Regions from separate parts of the Homo sapiens genome. Here region 2 is linked to region 1. A link is a loop called in an ENCODE intact Hi-C map of the cell type or tissue named here. Cell type or tissue: Calu3. All regions are shown on one strand. Links, peaks and the distances in the headings refer to the core of each region. The heading gives the core; the rest is flanking DNA.

Region 1 (8,025 bases), core at 2,297-4,796:
CCACAGCCAATATCATACTGAATGGACAAAAACTGGAAGCATTCCCTTCGAAAACTGGTACAAGACAGGGATGCCCTCTCTCACCACTCCTATTCAATATAGTGTTGGAAGTTCTGGCCAGGGCAATCAGGCAGGAGAAAGAAATAAAGGGTATTCAATTAGGAAAAGAGGAAGTCAAATTGTCCCTGTTTGCAGATGACATGATTGTGTATTTAGAAAACCCCATCGTCTCAGCCCAAAATCTCCTTAAGCTGATAAGCAACTTTAGCAAAGTCTCAGGATACAAAATCAATGTGCAGAAATCACAAGCATTCCTATACACCAATAACAGACAAACAGAGAGCCCAAATCATGAGTGAAGCAAACAATTAGAAAATGAAACAAAAATTTTAATTACAGTCAACAAACATACCTTAGGAATAAAATCAGCATAGGATATCCAATACTGTATCATTTTAATGTCTCTATTATTTTAACGAAAAATAAAAATAAAATAATATGATCCAGAAGTAGCAGAAACCACATTGTAGAACTTTATAACCAGAAACAAGATTGGTGTAATTAACATAGTAGGGAACTGAGATGAAGTGGCTATCATAATGTTTTGATTCTATTGAACTTTTTTTTTTTTTGGAGAAGGAGTTTCATTCTTGTCAACCAAGCTGGAGTGCAACGGAGCAACCTCGGCTCACTGCAACCTCTTCCTTCCAGGTTAAGTTATTCTCGTGCCTCAGTCTCCTGAGTATCTAGGACTGCAGGTGCCTGCCAGCACGCTCAGCTAATTTTTGTGTTTTTAGTAGAGACAGGGTTTCACCATGTTGGCCTGACTAGTCTGCAACTCCTGACCTCAGGTGATCCACCCGCCTTGGCCTCCCAAAGTGCTGGGATTACAGGCATGAGTGATCGCGCCTGGCCTCTATGGAACTTTTGACAATGGCTAATTGACCACAGCATTCCTAAGAATAAAATAGATTGACAGTTTACTAAAGAATTACTGTACCTATATAACCAGAAATATTCTAAATCTAGCAATAAGAAGCTTGATGAATGGCCTTATAGAAAGTTAGAGCTTCTTGGCCGGGCACAGTGGCTCACGCCTGTAATCCCAGCACTTTGAGAGGCCCAGACGGGCGGATCACGAGGTCAGGAGATGGAGACCAACCTGGCTAACAGGTGAAACCCTGTCTCTACTAAAAATACAAAAAATTAGCCGGGCGCGGTGGCAGGTGCCTGTAATCCCAACTACTCAGGAGGCTGAGGCAGGAGAATGGCGTGAACCCGGGAGGTGGAGCTTGCAGTGAGCCGAGATCTGGCCACTGCATTCCAGCCTGGGCAACAGAGTGAGACTCCATATCAAAAAAACAATAAAAAAGAAAGTTAGAGCTTCTTGCAAGTTCTGAAAGCCCCTTGAAGGTAATATTGAGCCCTTCTGAGGAGGTCCCTGCATTACATCCACAGGTAAAAAATTTAAATCTTTCTACAAGTCTTACCCAGAAAGACTTGTGGCCATTTATGATGGTTACTTTGTACTGTGAAACCTTTAGAATTCCTAAATATGAGCTAAGTTGAAGCTAATATCTCAATGTTGCATTGTAGTGTAACATTTAATATTGAGGCTTACGGAGAATAGATGATAAGTAGTTTTGGCCAGGGAACATCTCACAGTAAGTCCAGTGAATCAACATACTCACCCTGTGATCACTCCCAATTTCCAGAATGTATAATCAGAATAGACATACTGAGCAACTGGTAGAATTCCTATACTGACCCCTTGAACTATAGAGTGGTGACTATTATGGCAGAAAGAAGCAAGTGGAGCCTCTGGAACTTCCTCTCTCTACCAGAATAGTTATTCCAAAAGAAACACCACATCCCACTGGGAATCACAGAGATCAGTAACACAAGACGTGATTAATACAGGAGTGGTAATTCCTATCACATACCCATTTAACTCACTCATTGGCCTATAAAGAAGAATGACAATGAATTATTGCAAACTTGATCGGGTGGTGTTCCAAATATAGTATCTTTTTAATGAAGCAAATCAATACAATCCTTGGCACCTGGTAGGCAGTTATTCTGCCAATTCTCTCTCTCTTTCTCATCTGGGCCTTCAGAATTCATTTCATTTATGTTTGGGACAGCAATACACCTTCCTTCCCTCTCTTCCCTTAAGGCTATGTTAATTCTCTTGCTTTCTGTCATAATCTAGCCACAGAGACTTAGTCATCTTGACATTCTACAAATCATTATACTAATCTATTAAAATGACATTCATGCTGATTGGATATGGTGAAAAGTATAAAACGCCTACCAGTACATGCACTACTAAAAGATAGGAGATAAACTCCATTAAAACTTAGAAACCAACCAACTTGGTGCAATTTTCTGGAGGCTTAATGGTCTGAGAATTTGTTAGGACATTGCTTCCAAAATAAAAGTTGTTTCTGCTCCCTGCATTGCCCACCACTAAGAAAGAGATCCAATCCTTGATAAGTCTCTTGGATTTTAAAAGCAGTATATAACACATCTGAGTGTGCTGCTCTGACCTGTTTACTGAGTAGCTCACATTACCCCCAGTTTTGTGTGGTGGAACAAAGCAAATGAAGGCTTTTGGGCAGGTTTGGTGAAATGCAAGCTGTTTTGCCTTTAGATCACGTGACCCCAAACACACAATAGTACTTGAGATATCTAAGGCAAGAAAAATACTGTATAAAGCCTCTCGAATTCTCCTAAAAGAGGATAAATAACAGCACAAGATTCTAGGGTTTTGAAGCAAGGCCGCGACCACTTTATGTAGTTATGTTAACTGTTACACCTGTTGAGAGAGAATTTTTGGCTTATACACCAGGAGAGAATGAATACCTGTCTGTGAAACATCAAATGACCAGATATGAGCTGTTCTTTGTCCATTTGGTAAAGCCATAAGACTAGGTATGTACAGCAGCTCCATCATGTAAAATGGTATATACAAGATCTATTTTGAACAGGTCCTTTGGGCACAAGTAAATTCCATGAGCAAGTAGCTGAGACTCTCACTTTACCTCTCCCTCATCTCAAACCTTCAGCATCATAGAAAATCTGTATGACCATTTGACAAATAATAAAAACTTAGGTCTGATTTACAGATATTACTGCACAATATGCTGGTACAAACTGAAAGTGGCAGCTGCAGAAGTTCAACCCCAATCAGGAGTATCTCAAAAAATAGTAGTCAAGAGAGACCCTCCTAGACCATTGAGCAGCACATTTTGTCATCTACTTTGTCTGGATAAGATTATCAGGAACTCGGGTCTACAATGATTCACAGGCAGTGGCTAATGGTTTGGCTACACAGATGGTGTTTGAAAAGAACAAGAAAAATATGTCTTTCCCCAGGGAGGTCTGCAGGGAGAGTATGTGGGTGTACCCCTACAAATGGGGATGAGTTGTGTACATTTGTGTCCTATGTGATTGCTCACTCATCCCACTCAGGAATGGAGGCTATGTATGAACTCAAAAAGGGCCTCCACCCATCAATCCTAATCTGCCTACCACCTCTGCTGAGTAGTAACTTGCCAGCAGCAGGGATCAATGCTGAAAGCCCAATGTGGTGCCATTTTCTGGAAAACCATCTAGTCACATGGTGGCACATTAATTACAGTGGATCTCTTCCATCACAGAGGAGCAACAGTTTCTCTCCACTATTAAATAGGCCTTTCTACAGAATGCAAATCAGCCTACTCTGCCCTTTGCCATCTGCGGATGTATGAAATGCTTATTCACTGTCTTACCACTCACAATATTGCTTCTGACCAAATAACTCATTTTCACAGCAAAAGAAACATAACAGTGACTCATGCTCATGGAATTCCAACTGGTCTTACCACATACCCCATCGCTAGATTGATAGAATCATAGAATAGCTTGCTGAAGACTCATTACAGAGCCAGCTGGGAAACAATACTTGCAAGGTTGGGGTACTATCCTAAAAGATGTTGTTGAATCTATGTCCAACATATGGTACTGTTTCCCCCAAAACTAGTGTACATGGGTCCAGGAATCAAAAGATGGAAGTAGGAATAGCCCCTTTCAACTTGAAGAATTGATACTTCCTGTCCCTATACTTTCAGGCTCTACTATTTTAAAAAGTCTTAGATCCCAAGAGAGAAATATTGTCACTGGGTGACACAACAATGGTTTCATTGAGTTGGAAGTCAAGACTGAGACCCAGTCATGTTGGATTCTGCATGCTAGGGTTACAACAGGCAAAGAAGTCGATTCTTCTTCTGCCTGGGACGATTAATCTTAACTATCAAGGGGAAATTGTGTTGCTGCAACAAGTGTCCATGTCTAGAACCCAACTAGTGGAACCCCTTCTACCTAATAAAAGCAAGTCATGCAGTACTGACAAGGACTCAGATTGTTCAAAGTAATCACACTGACGAAATAGTGTTAAGCAAACTCAGGAATGTCACAGAATGAGCATTATGAATAATAAGGCTGATGCTCCTTTTCATGCAGTTAGCACAAGAAAAACCTGAGAGTTCGCATTTAGCTCAGAGCTAATACAAAGTAAATACGTTGTTGACTTAATTCCATTAAGAAATTGCTTATTTTCCTTTGGAATTTAAAAAACTTTTATTGTAAATTAAACAGGGGAATGTGTCCTAGAAAGAAACGTGGCTCACCGTTTGGGAGCATAAATGTCCCCCAAAATTGGTCAATAAAAATAAAATGATTTCATAAAAAGAAAGCAACACTTCAAAGAACCTGGGTCCCAATACTGGGATATAGTTCCCAAGTGACTCTATGTTTCCTTGAGCTTTACCACATATTCACTCAACTTAAGAGTTTCCCAAAAGAGAGATCTCCCAAGTGGGAAGTGAAATGAGCTTCCTCAGGCAGAAGAAAGAAGCTCTCCATCACCAGAGTACAAGGAGAAGCTGGGAAGCATGAGTCAGAGATGTTGGGGGGAAGGCTTCTGTATCAACTTAGCTCATTTAACTCTCACAACCATCCAGTGAGGTAGATGTTACTATAATTCCCATTTTACTGAGAGAAAACTGAGGCATAGTGAGCTGAAGAGATTGCCCATAGAAAGCCAGATATAAGAGGCAGAGGCAGGATTTCCATCCAGATCTGGCCAATACCCAGAGTGTTTTCTTTTTACCTTCACCAGGTTGCCCTAATCTTTCTGTTCCCAAAAGATCTGCCAGGTTTGCTTACAGTGCAGTAATTCACGGATCAAGGAATGAAACATTCCCCAAGAAAATTAGAAGGTCACAGCCAATAGTGACTATGGAAGAAATATGGCTGCAAACTGCAGTGCAATCCTGTGCTTTTGGTAATTCTCTCAAGAGAAGATGCATTATGTTAGTTTATCATTTTAAATAAATTCTCAACAAGCTGTTTACCTGTCAGTCTGTATCTGTGGGGACTATTTGTGTAACATCAGATAAATGAGCAATTAGAGAGTTTAAAGGGCTCTTAAATGTGGTGGAGCTTGTAAACCTGAACTCCCAGGGATGGTAAATGTCACATCAAATGTCTTCAGTACATACTCCGTGTCTACCTTTTGTTTCAAAAGCTGGATCATGACACTCTCTATCCTAATCTAAGGACACCTGCCTCCCAGCAGCATATAATGGGAAAACTGGTGACCTGAGACACAAGTCACTTGGATTCTCGATTCAGCTATTCTTGGGTAACTTTGACCAAGTCAACATTCCTCTGTTATTTTGTTAATAAATTGAGAGGGTGAAATGAGAATTTTTAAAAGGGTACTCCAACCTCTTACTTTCTATGCCTGTATGGATCTATGACTTTATGTGTAGCTTCATTCTTTACAATTTCCTAGGCAGGATTCTAAACAAGAGCAAGTTTAGCCCTCAACAAATATTGGTGATCATCATCATCATTATTATTTGATAAAGTAGAAAAGCCTATATGAAAAACACTAGTAAAACTAGCAGAACCAGGATCTAAAATTTGACCATTAAAGACTAATTTATTTGGTTTTAAAAGGTTTAAAATATCTCAGACAGGAGGAATGCTTTAAGACAATGGATTTTTTTAAAGTAGAAACAATTTTTTAAAAAAGATAAAGCCCTGTACAAACCACAGGTATAAGTGTTTCTGTATGAATTGGGGATTGGGCAGAGACAGCTCAAGATCCCTCCAGTTAGCCATTATTTGACCCCCACTTGGGCCCCACGGCACTGTCTCAAATACCTAGGATTCCTCAGAGGACAATTTAAAATGTACTGCTTTAAGCCAACAACAATTTACACTCTTTAACGATTAAAGAGCCAGCAAAGATTAAGATGAGTGATTGGGAATGGAGAAGTGTAGGGTGAGACAGACTTAAGAATACAAGGGAAAGAAAAGAAACTGACCTTTATTGAGGGCCTTCTGTCCACCAGATATTTTGCTATGTTCTTTAAATTTGCAGTAATCGGAAAGAATTGAAATTATAAATATTTTCAGAGGCCCGGTACCATGCCATGGCTTTTTAAAGCCAATCCCTCTATTTGTGCAGCAAATCCCATCTCTACTACCCTGCTCAAGACATTGCCCAGAAAGTCTCACCTCTTTCTTCTGTCTCAGTCATCTCTCGTCTAGATCACACCCCTAGCTTCCTAATGGCTTCCCCACCCGTTCACAATGTATTCTAAAACTCACCACCAAAGTGACCTTTCTCAAGACACAAACCAGATCATACCTCTACTGTCTAGTGTCTGCAAATAATTCCCCATTATGCTCAGAGTAAAAGCCAAAGTTCTTCACAGGTCTCCAAGGGCCACACGATCTCAACCAGGTCCCTGCCTTCCCATCTTCCCTCACTTTCTCTCTGCTATAGCCACACTGGTTCCCTGCTGTTCCTGGAAAATCCCAAGCTTGCTCCAGCTTGGTGCCTTTGCATTGGCTATTCCCTCTGCTTGACACATGGCCCACTCTCTACTTCCTGAAGCCTTCATTCACTTAAGTGTCCCCTTCTCAACGAGGCCCCCCTTGAATTCCCTATTTAAGATTGCAACCCACCCACCCACTTGAGCATTTCAATGTCCTTTCCTTTTATGTAAATTTATATGTTGAAGTCCTAACCCCCAGTACCTCAGAATGAGATCTTATTTGGGAATAGGGTAATTGACGACATAATTAGGAAAGATAAAGTCATAGTGGAAAAGAGTGGCCCTAATCCAATATGACTGGTGTCCTTATGAAAAGGGGAAATTTGGACACAGAGATGGACACACAAACAGGGAGAAAACCTTGAGAAGTTAAAATTGTGCTGCCACAAACCAAGAACTATCAGACGCTAGGAAAGGGGCCTGGAACAGATCATTCCTAGTACCTTCAGAGGAAGCATGGCCTTACCCACATTTTGACTTGATTCCTGGCCTCCAGAACTGTGAGAAAATAAACTTGTATAACATAGTAAACATTAAATTAATATTTTCAAATTAATAAATGAAAAAATTTGCCTCCTTTGTGTTCTCAAGAAACAATCATAAAATTCTGCCTTACTTTTTTATGCCTTAGCTCTCAGACTTTTCTCTGACTCTCCCCCAACCACACCCCACCTTACCTATTTCAACTACCCATCTTCCTACCCCTGGAGACAATAATAACATGTTTGGTCCTAATAGTGAGAGGAGTGTGATCCAAGAAGGTATAGCTACACTCATGTTGCACATATTTAATTTTCATAGTAGCCCTGTGAGGCAGATATTGTAACACCATTTTACAAATGGGGGAATTGAGGCTCATAAAATTAAGTGATATGCCTGTAGCATCCTGTGCTTAAAATGTTGACCTTAGCACAGCAGCTTCTCAGAAGAAGGAGTGGCATCTTCACTTGTGTATTGCGAGCTCCCAGGCCAGGCTGGGCATGCAGTAGGTGCTCTGTGAACACTGCTAACCTCTCCATTGTGTCACCCCTGGCAAATGGCAAAGCAGGACTGAAACACAGCCTGACATGACAGCTCGCACTCTGGCCATACCCAGAGAACATGGCCCGCAGAACACGGGCCACACCATGGC
Region 2 (4,511 bases), core at 887-3,386, 98 kb after region 1:
AGATTAGTGAGCACAACAGCTGTAGAGCACTGGGTTCACCACAGGCAACTCAGGACCTGTGGCCTCCTCCTGTGAGCCTGAGAACTGAGCTGGGGCACTCAGGCCAGGTACTGGACCCATCACAGAGCTCAGCTTCAGAGTCCCCAAGCTGTCTTCTCCACCTGTCTTCTTTCTTCAGTCAATACTGAAACCCAGTCCCAGCAAAATCTAGGGTAAAAGGACCTTGCATTCTAAAAGGGGACTTCCAAGTAGGTTAATGTCTAACTCATAGAAATAAATCAGTAATGGTGGAATTTCCACACAAAAACAATTGTTGGCTATTGAAGGTTCCAGTTGTTACCGCTCAACAAACCAATTCAAAACATAGTGCTTAAAACAAAAATGTACATATATCTTGGTTCTATGGGCTAACTGAATGGTGGTCACTTGGGGTCTCTCATGTGGCAACAGTCAGATAGTGGCTGTGGCTGGAGCCATCTGAAGGCTTGACCGGACTGGATATGCAAGATGACTCACTCACATGACTGACAGTTGATGCTGGCAGGTGCCTAGGCACTCAGCTGGAGCTCTCAACCATAGTGCCTATACGTGTCCTCTTCATAAGATGATGGCAGCTGGCTTCTGAAAGGGGCATTCCAAGGGCAAGCCTTCCAAGAGGCTCAGGAGAAGCTGCAATGCTTCAGCTCCTAGTAACCAAGCCTTGAAATTACACAGTATCATTTGCACTGCATTCTGTTGGTGAGAGCTAGCCCAGGTTCCAGGGTATGAATGTTGGGAGGCCTGGCTCACTGAAGGCCATCTTTAGAGACCAGCTACCACAGAAATGATGTTCATTGAGGATGGAAAGAGGAAGATCAGCATTTACCAAGTGCCTGTCTTGTACATGGTACTTCAAAAATATCACCCTGAAGTCCTCACAATAACCCATAAAGAGGTGTTCTTACTCCCCACTTTAAAGAAAAGGCAACTGAATTCAGAGAGATTACATGGCCGCCCAAGGTCATAAAGCCACAAAATGGCCAGCCCAGAGTTTGAACTCAATTCTCTGGCCCACCTCAGATGAGCCTGAGCTGCAGGGGTTCCCCAGGCAACCATTTCCTGCCATTCTGCCTCAAGAAGCTGAAGGCTTCACATGCTAATAATTCTCTTCTTCTTTCCACTTGAACAGGTTGCCCTTTCTTTGGAAAGGAAATGAGTTCCTGCTCCATCCAGTAAATGCTACTTTCTCTGCCCATGGAGACAGTGTGGCTCACCCATCACTAAGGTCTGGCTCCCTGGGTCCCTCCTTGCTGCATTAGCTCAGACTCCTGGGTCTGCCAGAGCAGAGGCAGCTGTGTTCTGGGTCCTTTTCTCCTCCCCTCTGCAGCTCTGAGACCCCATTTCTCCATGGATTTCAACTGGCTTAGCTAAGGTTCCCTGAATTTTATAGACATGAGCCAGAACTGGGTCATTAAGCCTGAATATTTTGAAATCCCAGCGATTCATAGTCCAATCGAACACCTGTAGTGGTGGAGGGCTGAAGTACATGTGATCTGGCACCATAGGTTCAGAGCCTGTAACTGGGCATCTGAGGACCCTGAGGGACCTGGATTAACTCCACGGGACTCCAGAAGCTGAAGATCAGGAGGCATCATAACTCTTTGCTGCATACTCCCATGTAACCAGCTGTGAGTCAGGGCTTGTGGGAGAAAGAAGAGAAGAGTGAGGGACTCTGCCTCCGAGATCTTTAATGGTTCAGCAGAGTCTTGGCATATAAATATTTGTTGATAAATGCATTAAAGAATGAATGCGTGAGTGAAACTTATATTAACAGCACAACAGCACATTCTATAGGAGGATATGCAATACCCCCAGAAGGCAGTATGGTAGGAAAAACACTAATTCTATTCATCTCCACTGAGCACCTATTTTATGCCTTCACCATTAAAATGATCAAGTCCCAACAAATAGCCCTAAGTTCACTTACCCACTTAAACATCTGGGGTGGAGAAAAGACTGAAGTGGCCCAAAGCTGAGGAAGCAGGCTCTGCCCAGGTGAACTTGCAGAGAGAGGAAACCCACTGCCTGTGGACATAGGACATGACAAGGAGCATGCCTGCAGGTCCTCTAAGACAGAGTAACCATGCCCCCAGTAAATGTGGCCTCCTCCAACCAGGTGCTAATTAATCATTCACAGAGGAAAATAAAGCAGGGTGGACACCGTGTTTGAAATGTCCCCACTCAACTCCTCCCTAATAGACAAAGGCTAAAATATGAGGTGAGGGCCAGAAACTTTCCCCCATCCCCTCTGCACAGAAGTGACAGCCAAATCAGTAGGACCCACAATGCTGAGAACTGTGTTTCTGAAGGTGGCCTTCCTTGATGGAGACCAGAAAGCATCTGCCCCTGACTGAAGGTTTTGCCTGAAGATTTCAATTTGTCAGCATCCTCAAGTAGTGTCCCTCTCCTTGGGCTTCAATTCATGTCCCCAGAATTCATGGGGTCTTCCCCATGGAGAAGAAAGGATGCACATCCTCCTATGGGCTCCTGGCCCCAAGAATCACTGTTTTCCCCAGACAGATGTCCTTGCTTCTTTCCCTGAAGGGCGTGAGCCTGGGAGGGTGAAATCACCCTTTCCCAGTCTCTTTCTTCCACAAGCACAGAGCACCTTCCTAACTATTGCAGCAAGTACATGTCCTCATATAAGCCTTACTTTATGTCAAAATCAAACTGTACTAGCTCACTTTCCTTATCTGTTTGAGCTAAATAAAAGCTCCTCCCGGGTCTTAAATCCATGAATTTTATGTCAGAGCAGTTGGGGTGAAGTTAAAATGGATTCACCCATAGAGAATTACCTATAACTTTTTTATTAGCGTTATCTCTGCTACTTTCAATCCCAGGAGTCACTATCCTTTCATTGCAACCCCCAGTCTGCCACTGTGTCACCTTGGGCAAGTTACTTAACTCCTCTGAGGCCCTCTCTTCTCATATGAAAATGGAGCTGAAGTTAGCTGACTCACAATGTCATTACAAAGATCAAATGAGATAATGTCTGCAAAGCACCTAGCTCAGAATGTACTCAGGAAATGCTCAGCTAATGTTAATTCCCTTCGGGTTCCTCCGATGTTCCCTGCTCAAAAAGAAATCCCCCAAAGCCTCACCTGCTCCAGCCCCTTTGCTATAGGAATAAGGTTTCTCCCATCCAGCCCACGTCCTTCCTCAGCTGGCTCACACCAACTTATGAGAGCTGATTGTGCTCATCTCTGCCCAACTCTGCACTCAGCAACCTCATAGTGGAAGGATTTACACTACAGTAATCAGCAAATGCTACGAATCAAAGCTCCTATCCAGCAGAGCCAACTTACCAGCACACACCTGCTGGCAGGCTACACTTCACCATCCCCACCCATTCGGCCCACCCAGAGCCCACAGAGGCAGGAGGATGGACTCTGTAGGGGACTTTGGACCCAAAGCACAGCTTTCCTCTATAGTAAATAGTTTTTTCAACAAGTTCTTCAGGGCCACTCAAAGGCCCACTGACAGCCATCTGCCATTGATTTTTCCGAGAGGAAAACGCAGCATGTGCTCAGAGGCCACCCAACCTTCAGATGAATCCAATTGAAAAATAACTGCCAACTGGGAGCAGTGGCTCACGCCTGTAATCCCAGCACTTTGGGAGGCTGAGGCGGGCAGATCACGAGGTCAGGAGATCGAGACCATCCAGGCTAACACTGCGAAACCCCGTCTCGACTAAAAATACAAAAAATTAGCCGGCTGTGGTGGCGGACGCCTGTAGTCCCAGCTACTGGGAGGCTGAGGCAGGAGAATGGCATTAACCCAGGAGGTGGAGCTTGCAGTGAGCCGAGATCGCGCCACTGCGCTCCAGCCTAGGTGACAGAGCGAGACTCCGTCTCAACAAAAAAAAAAAAAAAAAAAAAAAAAAACCTGCCGAAAAGCTTTTGGCCAGGACAGGATAATAGGGACTGTTTTAAAATAAAACCACTGTGTTTTTTAAACGTACAAAGTTGACAGCTTTTCTCTCCACAAACTGAAAAAAAAATTTATAAGAAAAATTTTTAAAAATTAGATAACTCATATGTAAAGAAATGGTCAAAATAATTAAAGTCCACAGCTTTTTCACAATTATAATGCATACACTATATGGCCCATACCACTCACCAGGCCCCGTTTTAAGCACTTCAGGAATGTTAATTCATTTAATTCTCACAATAATCTTGTGAGGTATATGCTAGTATTCTTTCCATTTTATAGATGAAGAAACTGAGGCAAGGAGAGAAACCCTGTGAAGTCAGTATCCACAAACTTTGGCCAGGTGGCCCCCACTAGGCTTTCTCCATCGTTTGGAGCTGCTCATGCTTCACACCCTCCCCAGGTTGTTCTTCTCTCCAGCAGCCTCCACTGCAGGGACCACTCCTTCCTATGTTTTATCTGGCAAACTCCTGCTCATCTTTCATTTTACATTCTCATCAGCTGTGGAAGAAAGAGGTTTGCTTTTTCTCTCTCAGCTTTCT

What was found. Peaks named below come from ENCODE experiments on the same cell type or tissue, not always from the same donor. Only the 100,000 strongest peaks of a DNase experiment are listed, where the experiment ranks them.
Region 2: it touches region 1 in a loop (2.1-fold over the local background); 4 of 110 quality-filtered maps call a loop at or near these places.

The regions. Positions count from the first base shown.
Region 1 is chr3:140,626,140-140,634,164 of GRCh38, forward strand. The region is part of intron 1 of LOC102724068 (a long non-coding RNA gene); the gene reads right to left. Among named protein-coding and RNA genes, the nearest start is that of TRIM42, 48 kb to the right of the region's middle. In Calu3, for the core only: no CTCF peak of the experiment used is centred there; a DNase peak (open chromatin) is centred at 3,842.
Region 2 is chr3:140,725,095-140,729,605 of GRCh38, forward strand. No RefSeq gene overlaps it. Among named protein-coding and RNA genes, the nearest start is that of TRIM42, 49 kb to the left of the region's middle. In Calu3, for the core only: no CTCF peak of the experiment used is centred there; no DNase peak of the experiment used is centred there.